Regions from separate parts of the Mus musculus genome. Here region 1 is linked to region 2. Evidence: chromatin loops called from intact Hi-C (ENCODE). Cell type or tissue: heart. All regions are shown on one strand.

Region 1 (8,000 bases), 1.4 Mb before region 2:
TGAGTGTTCTGTATAATTAAGGCTTGTTTAAACTGGTTCTCTTTCCTTGCAGAATAAATGCTTAGCTAGCAGGACAATCTGTGATTTTAATGACTGTTTCTCACAGATCTTTGAAGATATATAAAGCCTGATAAATATAAGGGTGTAGAAGCCACCCCGCAGCTGTGTGTTCCGTGTCCGCATTTTGGTTCTGTAGAGTGATGGTGCCTCTTCCTGTTGGGAGTCACTGCTTTATCTATCACTAGGGGAATGGCTAGTGAAGTCCTTTAACCTGCTGGGTAACAAGAGTAATTTACTGAAGGAAAACTGGATTTTTGACTGTGTATTAGATCCTGTGAGTAAATTGTGGGGATTATAAATGTACATATGAAATATATTCCTTTCTAAATTGATGCTTTCTTGGAGTGTATGCGAAGTATAATCATGAACCTGTGAATAAAAATGAAAGCAGAGAATTGCAAGTTGATAGAGATTATTTGAAAATTCCGTAATAGAAAAATAATTATTCCATAACAATCTAGTTATAACGCAGGCAAACTAAAGACAACAGACATATCCCAGTCTTCTTCGAGGCTATGAGCATTTGTGTTGTATATTGTTACAAAAATTATATGATATTCCTGACTTGGGTCTTAAGATATTTCTAAAGAACAAAAAAAGGTATATATGTATTCAGCTTCATCCATGCAAAAGAATAAAATGTCCTGGGGTCGAGGAACATGAGGAGATTTTACAAATGTGATTTAAGGATCCTGTGAAATGTAGATGCAGCAGCCTTGGCCCGCTCAACTTTAAATCTGTTTGTTACACCAGCATAATCTCACTGGAATGCATCTTTGACTGTGCTGATTGGTCATAATTCTGAATTTTCAAGTTTCTCTCTGGCCTAAGCATCTACAGCAGCATCTCAAACACTTTTCTCAGAAGCTACTTGTGTTGGTTTGAATGATAATGGACCTTGTAGATATATTTGAGGACTTGGTTCCTAGTTGGTGGAACTGTTTGGGAAGGATTAGGAGATGTGCCCTTGTTGGAGGAGATGGTCTACTGGGGCAGGTGATCTCTCTCCCTCTCCCTCTCCCTCTCCCTCTCCCTCTCCCTCTCCCTCTCCCTCTCCCTCTCCCTCTCCCTCTCCCTCTCCCTCTCCCTCTCCCTCTCCCTCTCCCTCTCCCTCTCCCTCTCCCTGCCCCCCCCCCCCCCCCGTCTTTCAGCTATGGTTCCAGAGCCATGACTGACTGCCTACTGCTGCCATGCTCCCCGACATAATAGTTATTGATTGTAACCCTTCAGGACCACGGGCTCCAAATTAAATGCTTTCTTTTATCAGTTTCCTTGGTTACAGTGTCTTGTCACAGCAATAGAAAGTTCACCAAGGCACCACTGAGTTGTTCCCCTCCTCTGTCCATCACTGACTGATCCAGTCTTTTCACTTTGATATCCTACCACGTCTCCCTTTTATGTGATCTTGGCAGAGCCTTAAGGCATATTGCTATGTCAGGACACCTAACCTACCAGCCTCATTAGTTTTCATTTCTTCTAGAAAAGCTATTCTACTTTGTTTTTCTTTTGAGACAGGATCTTGCTGTGAGCTTTGGTTGCTGAGCTTACTGTGTAGCCTAGGTTGGCTTAGAACCCATCATTCTTCTTCAGCCTCCTGAGTGCTGGGATCCCAGATAAACACCACGACGCCTGCATATTATTTTTCTGATGTAGGAAGAGCAGGTTCTATTCTAGGTTGCAATAATTTTCATAGACACCTTTTCTTTCCCTGTTCCCTCAAAGGGGAAACTTGTTGGAAGTCCTCTGTATGACTCACATGAACTTTCCTTTTCATTGTTTTACATGTATGTGTGCACGTATGTATGCATGCATGTGTGTATATGTGCATGCATATGTATGTGTATATGTATGCATGCATGTGTATGTATGCATATGTGTATGTATGCATGTGTGTATGTATGTATGTGTGTATGCATGCATGTATATATGTGTATGTATGTGTGTATGCATGTGTGTATATATGCATGTATGTATATGTATGTGTATATGTATGCATCCATGTATGTATGTATGTATGCATGTATGTGTATATATATGTATGCATGTGTGCATGCATGTATGTGTGTATGTATGTATGTGTATGTATGTGTATATGTATGTGTATGTATGTATATATGTTGTGTGTATACATGTTGTTTATACATTGCTAGTTATGTAGTACTACACAGGCTGAGGACCCTGACTGGTGCAGTCCTGTACAGGTCTTGTGCATGCTGTCTTAGTCTCTGTGAGTTCCTATGAGCTTTCCTCGTGTTGATTTACAGGGTCTTGTTTGCTTGGTGTCCTCCATCCCCTCTGGTGCTTACATTCTTTCTGCTTCCTCTTCTGATGACTCTAGAGGGGGAGAGTTTTGATGGAGATCTCTCGTTTAGGGCTGAGTGTTCTGAGATCTTTCATTCTCCATAATGTCTGGTTGTGGGTGTATGTATTTGTGCCTATCTGATGCAGGGGGAAACTTCTCTGATGTTGACTGGGCAACACATTAATGTACACGTACAGCAAAATGTCACCAGGAGTCATTTCATTGCTATATTTTGTTGTAGTTGTGGTTCCACAGAGCAGTAGTATTTGGTTTTGCCTCAGGTCCCTGGATCATCTAGTCTTAGGTTCTTGGTTACCTAAACAGTGCTAGGTATGGCGGCATAGGCTCCATCCCATGGAGTGGGCCTTCAGTCAAATCAGATATTGTTTGGTTATATTCCCACATGCTGTGTGCTGCCATTTCTCTAGCATTCTTATGAGGACACAACTGTAGATCTGTAGGTTTTGTAGCTAGTTTAGTGTTTATCTTTTTCCTTTGGTGGTATGCAGAGTACCTTCACTGTAATTTATCTGAGACAATGCAAAGTTTTTATTAATTTACACAGGCTCTCATTTGAGACTCATGTGTAATTTAGCCTTTGGTATTTTATCTTAAGCTTAGTTACTATTACAGGAGGGAAGCACAGTAATGTGAGCTTGCATGCACCCAGAACTAGCCGCAGTTGATAGCAATTTTACTTTAAAATTCTAAGCAATATAGGAGTAGAATTGCATTTAACCCACAAGCCAGCAGCTCACAGGGGATCAGTGGTAAACTGTGAAGCAATGTTCTAAAATTTCATTTGGGATGTAAATATACTTTCTAAATTAAACTACTTATAAGGAAATCAGGGATTCCTCATCTGGCCACTAGGTGTCAGGAAAGCTCCATTCTAGAAACTTCTGGTGGGGGAAGGGGACACGGTGTAGTCCATTTGAGGACATCTGCTGTTCACAAAGGTAAAGCAAACAAAGTAAAACACAACAACAACAATAACAATAGCAACAGCAACAGCAAAGCCCAACCATCTTACAAATACACAGACTGCCCAGTGAAGGGCCTTACGCAGAGGACCAGAGAACTAACACCAGTCACCAACGGTGCAAAAGTCTACTTGTGGCCACAGTGGTAAGTCCCTCCTTTTGTTACTATGTTCTATGTGTCCACACACATAATAATGGTGTCCACAGTGGCTCCTGGGTTCCTATTTCCTCACATCCCACCTGGTGGTGCGCCCTCTCAGATGACCCTTTTTGTCGTTTTGGGTTCACGGGTTTCCTCTGGCAATTGGGCAGTTAACTGCATGAAGGGCAGTGGGTTATAAGGTCAAGCCCCCACGCCTCACGTTCCAGAAGGTCTCAAATAGACATGGCTTCCCGTTTACAGTCTTACTTTTCAGCAATATATGTCACTAAAGATGGCTGGGCCTCAGACCCCCACCTCTCTCTATGCTTTCTACAGAGGATGCACAGAGAACAACTCACGTTTGTTTGTGTGCATTTGGACAATGCCTGGCTATGAAGACTCTTACACTGGAGAGAGTCTCAGCACATCATTGTAACATAACTGTGTGGAAAGGATAAATAAAAGAGGGAGCTGGCTGTGTGGTGACTCCTGAGGGAAAGCCAGGATGAGAGCAAGGGGAGAGCCCTCGCCCATCTTGAGTGTAGTTCCGTGGCTTCCGGGGGATTGGTGAGGGTGCTCTTGCCCTGCTTACGACGGCTTTCAGAAGTTTTCTGTAAAATTTGAACAAAAAGACTGAAGATGAGACACACAAAAAAGGGAAAGTCTAGTGAGTAAAAGGATTTACTTCAATAACTCCCCAAATCCTACCCCCAAGTGCGAGGATCATCTCAGTGCTGCACAGCCGCGAGCGAGCAAGCGAGCGAGCGAGCCGGGCCCTGACACTGTGGTGCGAGACCATGATTCATACGAAAGGCAGCATAATTACTGTGAAGAGCAGATTGGATTTCCAAATGAGGAAAGCGCATTCTAGTTCTTTCTTGGCTACGGATAAACACAATTGATTTATGATGAATATGAGGGTCCTGGTTATCTGGCAAATGTATTGTATTTCATGTCGAATAAGCTTAGAGATTTTTTTTTATTTTTTTATTTTTTGCATGTCTACATGAAACCCAATCTGTGCACAACCAGGAGAGCCCGAAGGAATGGTGGCTGGAACTCCTGATGGATGGGAGGAGTGCCACACCGGGCACTCCAGAGGGCAGCATATCTGCTTCCCACCAGCAGTGAGACCACTGTGTGCCTCAGTTTGAATAGCAGAGAAGCGTAGGTTTATATAGCTACTTATCTATTTGTTTACAACTTAAAAATGATGTATTTGACAAATGAGCTTCTGTTTTCTTCAGAGGATACTGAGACTATTTTCTCAGGTCCTGCCTCTCAGGTGATAGCACTCCACAGTAGCTTGCTTGCAGCTCACTTCCAGCCCTCCTCCCGGGGGGTGGGGGTGGGGGTCTCAGATGTGTTTTGGAGAGTCCCATCACTATTGCGTTTCAATGCTGGGAAGAAATTTTGTTAGAGATAGTTCAAAGGCAGAATCTCCATCTTCTCTTAGATTCGTTGCTTCTGCACTGAACTGACAAACCATCTCTTGCTTCATTGGAGCCAGTTCATCCATCTGTTCTTGGCAAGGTGGGTGGTGGGTACACTCAGAAATCTGTCGGATTTCCTGAGTTGGAGTCCCAGCAAGATCAGGTATAAGAAAAGTGACTTCAAACAACCTATTTAATCTCCCCGTTACTTGGTTTTTCTTGTCTTTAAATCTCCTTGGTTTCTTACTGTGATTTATTTATTTATTTATTTATTTATTTATTTATTTATTTATTTATTTATAAATGCAGAGGTAGTTGTCTGAGAAACAGTAAGTGTGCTTTTTGGTCTTTTCAGTTAAAAATATGGCTAATTTATTCTATGTGTTTGAGTGTCTTACCTGCAGGTATATATGGGTATGAACCATGTGTGTACCTGGTGCCCATGGAGGTCAGAAGAGGGCATATTGGTTTCTTGGATCTGGAGCTGTGAGCCACCCCATTGTACACTGGGCACCAAACTCAGGTCTTGGTAAGAACAGAGAGTGCTCTTAACTGATGAGCCATCTCTTTAGACCTCTGCTGTTGGATATTTTCAACAGACCTTGATAAACTGAAGATAGGAGGCTGGAGAAACTTTTTGATCATCTATTTAAGATCTCCTATTCTAAAGATTCAAGGGCAAATGCTTGCCTGGGGGTGGTGACGCACGTCTTTATTCCCAGCACTAAAGAGGCTGAACAGGAACATCTCAAGTTAAGGGTCTGTGGGAGCTACAGGGAAAGGGAGGGCAGGAGCCAGAGACTGAAGTGTCAGAGACTGTTATTTAAAGTCAGTTTCCATAATTTTTTAAAAGGTTGTTCCTCTACCGAGTCACTCTTTCTTCTATAAATAGTCATTCAGAAGAATTGTTAAATCTCCTTTTACTTTAAGAAAATACTTGTTGTGATAAGTGCCAAAGGGACATTAGGAATTAAAGTAGAGTGAATTACGTAATACAAGACAATTGCATTTTAGCATCTACCACAGTTGGCTTAGTGGCATTACTAGCCTTAGGTGAGCGAGGCTTGTTTCTCTTCTGTGTGAAAAGAAATACAGACAAGAGTATCCAGGGCTTTTCTGATATCTATTACAGCCAGCAGGCACCTGGGCTCTTTTTACCACCACATGTCACCATTTTGTAAATGGCTTTTATCTTCAAAGTCACCTTGCCTGCTAAGAGAACAGCTTGGGGTTAATGCTTTGCCTCCCAGACTGCAGGAAGGAGGAGGAGAAGAAGAGCAATGGTGTATGTGTGTGTGTGCAGTGCATGTGTGTGCATGTATGCATGTGAGTGCAGCGTGTGTGCATGCATGAATTCTGGTTGTGGTGTGGTGTGTGTGTGTTCATGTATACATATGTGTGCAGTGCATGGGCATGCATGCATGCGTGCATGTTGTATGTGTGTGCATGCATGCATGGTGTGTGTGTGTGTGTGTAGTTGGTGTGTAGTGTTGATGATGTGTGTGGTTCATGTGTGGTGTGCAGTATGTTTGGGTGATGTTCTTTCAACAATCTTCTAGCAGTCAGTCCTCTACCCTTTTTAATGGTTGTAGCTCAGTAGCTACAACTTGGACACATGTCATACAGTGTAAGACGTAGAACTTAGACACACATCATACAGTGTAAGAAGGTAATGTGCTTTAACAATTATGGATGCAATTGAGAGGGTTGTTCAGGAAAGAGGGGTACTAGATATAGGATAGGGTCTAGCTATCTCTACTACAAGCAGAGCTTCACTTCACACCCCCATCCCTCTTCACATCTCCTTTTCTCCTGTCTGGAATTCATGGCAGCCTTGGTCTAAGACAAGCCATGCACTCTTGTAGGAGAAAGGAATGCTTTTTCCCTTCTAAAAGGATGCTGCATCTATGTATTATGTCTTGCTGGAAAAAAAAATCAACTCACTGTGGATTAAAAGGAAGAGAAAGGTGTTATAACTGACAGTGGTACTTCATGGGACTCAAAGCTAAGATGGAAGGAATTCCAAGGAAGGCCAAGGTCTGTGACCGTGTTAGAAACACAAGCAGCCTGTCTCAGTTGACCCTCGCACAAGAGTCTTCTTATCCACTCAAGATCTGCTTTCTTTGCCCTCAGGGTCACCCCAACAGTGAGAGATGACATAGGGGTGTGCTCTTAGGGTCACCCCAACAGTGAGAGATGGCATAGGGATCTTCCCTCAGGGTCACCCCAACAGTGAGAGATGACATAGGGGTGTGCTCTTAGGGTCACCCCAACAGTGAGAGATGGCATAGGGATCTGCCCTCAGGGTCACCCCAACAGTGAAGGGTAAAAGGGGGATGCTCACCCTGCTTTTCCGAGTTACACATTCCTCTTTCTCTGACAGAGGCAGAACCTACTCTTATTGATTCTTCATCATTTCTCAATTACAGCGACTCAATGACTCTGACTGAGAAACTGCTCAGAAGACTAGACCTCCAAATGCCACCTTCCGGGGTGCTTTGGCGTCTGTGACTTTGCTTGGCCTTGCACACTGAGCACACTTCCACCCGAGTTCTTCTCTTGCAAAGCCATGCATTTGGACTCATTGATGTCAAGTGATCTGGTGGTTACATGGCCCTGTGACTCCAAACACATGTGCTCCTGAACACACTAACTTCTCTATGATTCTTCCCTTTCTTTGGATGAGTCTTAGTGCCCATACTAGATCCTAATTCTGCTTTGCCATGATGTTTTTTTTTTTGAAACTTCTGTCTTTTTATTAAACAATCTATCATAGGCATTTTCTATATGAACAAATATCTATAACATCAATCAATTTATATAGTTATTTACCCTAAGATTATTATTCACCCATATGTTTAAAGTGTTTCCAATATTTCTCTGCCATAAACAGGATATAGTATACATTCTTCTAATTTAATTTTTACACACATCTTTATTTTTCTTTTTTTCTTTTTTTTTAGTTTCCTAACTTTCTTTTTTTAAATTTTTTTATTACGTATTTTCCTCAATTACATTTCCAATGCTATCCCAAAAGTCCCCCACACCCTCCCCCCCTACTCCCCTACCCACCCATTCCC
Region 2 (8,000 bases):
TTTATCAGGTTTAGGAGTTCTCTGGTGGAATTTTTAGGGTCACTTATATATACTATCATATCATCTGCAAAAAGTGATATTTTGACTTCTTCTTTTCCAATTTGTATCCCCTTGATCTCCTTTTGTTGTCAAAAAGCTCTGGCTAGGACTTCAAGTACAATGTTGAATAGGTATGGAGAAAGTGGGCAGCCTGTCCATCCCTGATTTTAGTGGGATTGCTTCCAGCTTCTCACCATTTACTTTGATGTTGGCTACTGGTTTGCTGTAGATTGCTTTTATCGTGTTTAGGTATAGGCCTTGAATTCCTGATCTTTCTAAGACTTTTATCATGAATGGGTGTTGGATCTTGTTGAATGCTTTCTCCGTGACTAAGGAGATGATCATGTGTTTTTTGTCTTTGAGTTTGTTTATATAATGGATTACGTTGATGGATTTCCATACATTAAACCATCCCTGCATCCCTGGAATAAAACCTGCTTGGTCAGGATGGATGATTGTTTTAATGTGTTCTTGGTTTCGGTTAGCGAAAATTTTATTGAGTATTTTTGCATCAATATTCATAAGGGAAATTGGTCTGAAGTTTTCTATCATTGTTGGATCTTTCTGTGGTTTAGGTATCAGAGTAATAGTGGCTTCATAGAATGAGTTGGGTAGAGTGCCTTCTACTTCTATTTTGTGGAATAGTTTGTGCAGAACTGGAATTAGATCTTCTTTGAAAGTCTGATAGAACTCTGCACTAAACCCATCTGGTCCTGGGCATTTTTTGGTCCCTTATTACTTTTAATATTCTATCTTTATTTAGTGCATTTTTTTCTGATTATTATGTGTCGGGAGGAATTTCTTTTCTGATCCAGTCTATTTTGAGTTCTGAAGGCTTCTTGTATGTTCATGGGCATCTCTTTCTTTAGGTTTGGGAAGTTTTCTTCTATAATTTTGTTGAAGATATTTGCTGGCCCTTTAAGATGAAAATTTTCATCCTCATCTACTCCTATTATCCATAGGTTTGGTCTTCTCATTGTGTCCTGGATTTCCTGGATGTTTTGAGTTAGGATTTTTTTGCATTTTGCATTTTCTTTGATTGTTGTGCAGATGTTCTCTATGGAATCCTCTGCACCTGAGATTCTTTCTTCCATCTCTTGTATTCTGTTGCTGATGCTCGTATCTATGGTTCCAGATTTCTTTCCTAGGGTTTCTATCTCCAACATTGCCTCACTTTGGGTTTTCTATATTGTGTCTACTTCCCTTTTTAGGTCTAGTATGGTTTTGGTCATTTCCATCACCTGTTTGGATGTGCTTTCCTGTTTTTCTTTAAGGACTTCTATCTGTTTGGTTGTGTTTTCCTGTTTTTCTTTAAGGACTTGTAACTCTTTAGCAGTGTTCTCCTGTATTTCTTTAAGTGAGTTATTAAAGTCCTTCTTGATGTCCTCTACCATAATCATGAGATATGCCTTTAAATCCGGGTCTAGGTTTTCGGGTGTGTTGGGGTGCCCAGGACTGGGTGAGGTGGGAGTGCTGCATTCTGATGATGGTGAGTGGTCTTGGTTTCTGTTAGTGAGATTCTTACGTTTGCCTTTTGTCATCTGGTAATCTCTGGAGTTAGTTGTTATAGTTGTCTCTGGTTAGAGCTTGTTCCTCCCATGATTCTGTTAGCCTCTATCAGCAGACCTGGGAGACAAGCTCTCTCCTGAGTTTCAGTGGTCTGAGCACTCTCTGCAGGCAAGCTCTCCTCTTGCAGGGAAGGTGCACAGATATCTGACGTTTGGACCTGCCTCCTGGCAGAAGATGAAGGCCTGAAATAGGACCTGTCCCAGAAGCTGTTAGCTTCTGTAGTCCACACTCTCACCTTTGCAGACTAATCTCAGAGGAATCCAGGAACCAAAATGGCTTCCCCAAGTACTCAGGCAAAGCCCTCCCAGACAGGGAGGGCACCTGTCCTCTGGCAGGGAAGGTGCCCAGATATCTGGAGCCCAAAACTGGGCCTGCCTCAGAAGCTGTCCTCTAGGGACGTTGGGGGTGTCCACCGACTCCACGCTCAAGGTGACCCGGTGCTGGTGCCCGGAAGGGACTTGTGACTGGCAATGTTTTTCAATATATTGTATTATTTTCTCTCACTCTTTTAAGGATGTTAGTTTTCCTTTAAAGTGTGTGTGTGTGTGTGTGTGTGTGTGTGTGTGAGAGAGAGAGAGAGAGAGAGAGAGAGAGAGAGAGAGAGAGAGAGAGAAAGAGTGAGAGAGAGGAGTTTGTGCACTCTGCATGCTGTGCTTTTGTGGAGACCAGAAGAAGGGCACACTGGATTCCTAGACCTGGAGCTGCAGCAGTGGTCCTCTGCCCCACGTGGGTGCTGGGAACCAAACTCAAGTCCTCTGGAAAAGCCACACACTCTCCTAACCTGCTGATCCATCTCTACGGCCCCTAGGGCATAGTTTTCTAACTTTATGCTTTTGCTGTCATTCTTCCCCTGTTACAATAGGAATCTCTATAAATTTTGTTAACTGAGTGTATAGAACTGCACTGGATGTATGGTAAGCACCAGCCCTCCTTCCGAGGGATGTGAGGTGAGCACCAACCAGTTAAGCAGACACTCAACTCTTTTTTTTTTTTTTTTTTTTTTTTTTTTTTTTTTTTGGTTTTTCGAGACAGGGTTTCTCTGTATAGCCCTGGCTGTCCTGGAACTCACTTTGTAGACCAGGCTGGCCTCGAACTCAGAAATCCACCTGCCTCTGCCTCCTAAGTGCTGGGATTAAAGGCGTGCGCCACCATGCCCGGCTGACACTCAACTCTTAAAATAAGCTGTAACCCATTTCAACCTTTATCTATCCTGTTCTTTACTTTTCCTAAACCTCCATCATGAGAGAGAATGGCTGCGCCTAGCTTACTGTGAAAGTACAGCTACAAAAATGATCACACAACAAAAGAATCCGGAAGTCTGTATCATTTGCCCCAATTATAATACTAAGAGTGCAGATTACTTTCATTCTCCCCCCCCCTCCCCCATGGTAGATGGCCGCTCCAAGATGGAAGAGCGCCACCTGCTGTCTGCTGAGCCCATTGGCATGCCTCGCTAAAGCATTTTAATAGTTTATGAACTCTGATCTATTTCCCACATTTTCATATGAAACTTTTCACCTAGCAATCTATTTTCCTCCCCTTCTCCATCTCCCATCTTTCTCTTTCTGGGAATGTCTTTCTGTGTTAACTGAAGGCTTTTGTATTGTAGCATACAGTACACGAACTAAGCTATTCTACCTGTGTTTATTTTACAAAAATATAAATTTTGTAACATTAAAAAAAAGTTTGGCTGGTTACTATGTAACTGATGTAAATGTGCCACAGAGCAAGGGAATGGTTCATGTGTGGAAATGTAGAAGATCTTATCTCTGGAAGCTTGAGGGAAGAGTTATTGTAGCAATTCTAGTTTTTCTGGTATGGTATACCCTTAAGATCATAACTAGCCACCGCAAGCAAATGTGCTCTGATACTTCCTTCAGATCTCACATCTTGACTTTTATAAGTAAAAATGTCTTGCTTTGTCTGTGTAACTGGTTATAGTAGACACTGCTCGTCACGGAGTGTCGCCCATCTGACTCCAAATGTCAACGGTCCATCTAACAGGCACATACTAAGTTCCTGCCAGGTGTGAGGTTCTGTTCTAGATGACCGGTGATTCAGAAGGATCCCCAACAGACATCTATTTCTTCTAGGAAGTTCTGTTCCGGTCTTTAGTTGTTCAGCCATTGCACAAGTAGGTGAAGAGGAGAGACCATCCCTGCCTTCATGGCAACTGGTAAGCAACTGGAGAGAAATAAATAATAAACACGACAAACTATGTGGTACACTGTCCTGGCTGGTTCTGAGTATCAACTTGACACAAGCCAGAGTTATCACAGAGAAAGGAGCCTCCCTTGAGAAAAAAAAAAAAAAAAAGCCCTCCATGAGATCTAGCTGTAAGGCATTTTCTCAATTAGTGATCAAGTCTGAAAGGGCCCATAGTGGGTGGTGCCATCCCTGGGCTGGTAGTCTTGAGTTCTATAAAAAAGCAAGCTGAGCAAGCCAGGGGAAACAAGCCAGTAAGTAACATCCCTCCATAGTCTCTGCATCAGCTCCTGCTTCCTGACCTACTTGAGTTCCAGTCCTGACTTCCTTTGGTGTTGAACAACAACATGGAAGGGTAAGGTGAATAAACCCTTTCCTCCACAATGTGTTTTTTGGTCATGATGTTTTGTGCAGGACTAGAAACCCTTACTAAGACATACACCAAACTGTATATCAACTATGCCCTTCCCACAAATTCATTTTCTGAGATCCAAACCCCCAGTGCCTCAGACAATAACTTTATCTGGAAGTAATTTCACCGCAGATACACTCAAGAGACTGTCAGATCATAATGGAGTGTGGCTGGCCTGTAATCCGATATAACTTAGCCTCTGTGGATGAGGGGAACGTGGACCTAGGAGGGCTGCGTGTGAAGAGGGGGTCTAAGATCAGGGCAATACGCTGTTAAGGAGCACCACAGAGCACTAACAGAACTGTGGCTGTGACTCAGGGAGCACTGCATAGCATGCATGAGGCTCAGTCTCCAGCCAAGTGTCAGGAGCTAGAGGAGAAGAATGGGCAGACTGTCCTTCCCAGCCTGCACAAAGAACCAACCTGTGATCTTGATCTCATGGATCCAGCCTCCAGAACTCTAAGATACCTAGCTCTTGGTACTGGGCTGTAAGAAATAATAAAATAGAAATGAATCTATAGACAAAAAATATAGCAAGAAAAGGTACAGGAATGTGGAGCCTCCAATCTGGGGTGAGTGACACTGAAGGAGTGACCTCTTAAGAACATAGTGATTCTTTTCTTCTGGGTGGTAAATGTTTCAGGGCATGCTAGGGGTAGTGTGTCCATGACACTGCATGCTCTACCCATGCACTTAAAGATAACTATGGGATGTGTGAAGCTCATCTTGATGAAAAATAACAGAAGTGGAGGAAAACAGATGGAGAGAGTGGGAACTTTAGCAAAGACTTAAGAGACGGAAAGTCTACAAGGGCAGGCCATAAGGGCTGTTTTGTTGGTTTTCTTGCAGCGGATGCCCAGGGAACACATTCAATGGACAGAGAGGAGAAAGGACTCTGCCCTTTCATCTGAACAGCGTGAGCATGAAAACTGGCTTACATCTTTTTTTTTTTTTTTAAATCTTTTCATTGTGGACATTTTTTTCGTTAAATGGACTTTTTGTGTGTGATATATTGTAGTTATTGTCTCCCTCCCCCAACTGCTACCAGATCCACATCCCTCTCCCCCTCCCCCTCTCCCCCCTCCCCCTTTCTCTCTCCCCTCCCTTCCCCCTCCCTTCTCCCTCTCCCTCTCTCATTCCCCCTCTCTTCCTCTCTCCCTCCCCCTCTTTCCCTTCCTCCCTGTCTCCCTTCCCCCACTCTCTTTCTCCCTCTCTCCCTCCCCCCCTCATTAAAAAACAAACATTGTGGACATTTTAAACACAAAATATTAGTAATGAAATATTAATAATGAAGCACATATCCAGCTTTGATGGTTACCCGTATTTTCTCACCTTTTTAAGTTGTTTTTTTCTTAGCACAATGACTTTCTCTGCTTTTCTATTTTTTTAAGATTTATTCATTTTTATATGCATTGATGTTTTGCCTGCACAGACTGGTGTATGTCTGTGTGAAGGTGGCAGGAAGATCCTCTAGAACTGGAGTTACAGGCAGTTGTGAGCTGCTGCCATGTGGGTGCTGGTCATTGAACCAGGGTCCTCTGGAAGAGCAACCAGTGCTCTTAACCTCTGATCCATCTGTCTCCAGCCTGCCTTTCTTTAAAAAAAAAAAAAAAAAAAATCACTGTTTGAGAATTTCAGCCTGGTGGCGGCGGCACATGCCTTTAATCCCAGCACTCAAGAGTGCAGAGGCAGGCAGATATCTGTGAGTTCGAGGCTGGCCTGGGCTATAGAGTGTTTCAGAACAAGCCAGGAATGTACACAGAGAAATCCTGTCTCAAAAACAAACAAAGAAACAAACAACACGTAATTTTATATGTACATATAATGTATGTTGATCAAATATACCCCTCGCTTCCTCTCCTGCAGCTCCTCCCATGTGCTACCCGCCACTCTTTCCAACCAACTTCTTGTACTTTTGTTTTTACCACTGCCAGCTTGGTTTTTTTTAATCAGTCTAATTACCCTGGTCCTTCTCACACCTTTATTCTTAAGGGACAACACAGTGTACTGTAAAAACTCTCAGTTGCCAATAGCGCCTCTGGTGGGGGTGGGGCTTTGTGAGCTCCTCCCCATCCATGCTGCGATATTGGCTGGCTTGGATCTTGTGCAGGTCTTGCGCATGCAGTTACAGCTGCTTATGAGTTCATGTCTACAACAGCCCTGAACAATGACCTTCTTCATGACTTTTTCACATACTTATATCATTATGGTTTACTGAAGAATAAGACAGAAGGAGCGTTGTGAGTTTGAGGCCAGCCTGGAATAGAGTAAGATCCCATCTTAAAGAGAGACTAGGAAAGAGAGGGAAGGAGGGAATAAAGGAAGGCACATGGACAGATGGACAGAGGAAAGGTGGGAGCAAGGAGGGAGGCAGAGTAAGGAGGGGATATTTTTAAACCCAAACCAACATTCATCAATCAAGAAGCTCAGATGTCCTGAGCTAGAGAAAGGGACAAGTGGTCGACTTCCCACTCATCCTTGAATATGCTAAATCAGGGCTGGAAAAGTGATTAACTTTCACTAAAAAAAAGGGAAGAAGAAAAATAAAATAACAACTGAACAGGAAAAAAAAGAAGAAAAGATTAAAAGAGAAGAAATTAAAAGAAAAAAGGGAGAACAGAAAAGGGAGGAGAAAAATGGAAAAGAGTATGGAAAAAGAGGGATGAAAATGGAGAGGAGATGATCTTATTTCATCTCCCTTCACTTCAATACCAGTGATTCTTGCCCTGGTCTTTAAAAATAATTCCCAAATGTCCTACCATTTTACTCCAAAGTGCCTTGTCATGTGTCTTAAAGGAATAACCCTTTGAGTTGTTTTTCCAGAATGACTCTGGCAACACAATTAATAGAGGAGGGGGAGGACCAAAGGCAGGGGGAGGACCTCTGCTAATTCAGTAATATCCCATGGGAAAGACAGTGGTGGAGGAGATGAGAGTGACTGGGCTGCTGTAACTTGGATATGAGAGGACAGAGAAAGATACAAACAAGGGTAAAGTGGGCACTGTGTCACATGTCTTTAATCTCAATACTCCAGAAGCAAGGCCAGCTAGCTCTCTGTGAGTCTCAGGCCAGCCTGATCTACATAGGAAGTTCCAAGACAGCCAAAGCTAAGTAGAGAGACTCTGTCTCAAATAAACAAAGATAGGATGAGTCAAAGTTTGTGGCTGAGAATCTGGGAATTACCTTTAGCAGAGAGGAGAGAGAACCTGGGCCATCAGGTTTAGCAGGCAGAAAAGGAGGGACAAAAGCTACATTTAGAACTTTCTTTCTTCTGTACTACGGACTATGCCTTCAGACCTTAGCTAAATGCTCTACCACTGAGCTATGCACATCACAAGCCTCTTTTTATTTCCATTTTGAGTCAGGGTCTCACTAAAGTGTCAAGGCTGGTCTTAAGTTACTCTGCAGTTTAGTCAGGCTTTGAATGTCCTTGCCTCAGCCTTCCCAGAAGCTAGAATTACAGGACCATTGCAGAAAACTAGCCTTGGAGCAAGTTGAGTTTGACAAAAGGAGAAAGAAGAGAAGGAGGAAGAGAAGGAAGAGGAGGGGGAGGGGAGGGGAGGGGGAGAGGGAGGAGGAGGAGGGGGAGAGGGAGGAGGAGGAGGAGGAGGAGGAGGAAGAGGAGGAGGAGGAGGAGAAGGAAAAGGCAGCTAAGTGGCTATCCAGTGAGCCACAAAGACCTTCCTGTAATTGTGTTTACAGCATGGTGATTTCAAGCACACCCCACCTCAACCATCTTCTTTACATGGGCTCAAAGGCTTGAACTTGGGTCCTT

Evidence for each region. Hi-C counts contacts between places; a loop is a spot of excess contacts. Peaks named below come from ENCODE experiments on the same cell type or tissue, not always from the same donor. Only the 100,000 strongest peaks of a DNase experiment are listed, where the experiment ranks them.
Region 1: a loop joins it to region 2, with 8 times the contacts of the local background. A loop is called at or near these places in 2 of 42 quality-filtered maps.

What each region holds. Positions count from the first base shown.
Region 1 is chr3:127,998,837-128,006,836 of GRCm38, forward strand. No RefSeq gene overlaps it. Among named protein-coding and RNA genes, the nearest start is that of Gm35667, 32 kb to the left of the region's middle. In heart, a CTCF peak has its summit at 3,233 (motif pointing right); no DNase peak of the experiment used is centred here.
Region 2 is chr3:129,419,041-129,427,040 of GRCm38, forward strand. It overlaps Gm35787 (a long non-coding RNA gene), which reads left to right and starts at 4,078. Exons shown (of 5, transcript XR_376058.2): 1 at 4,078-4,168; 2 at 5,075-5,141. In heart, a CTCF peak has its summit at 3,056 (motif pointing left); no DNase peak of the experiment used is centred here.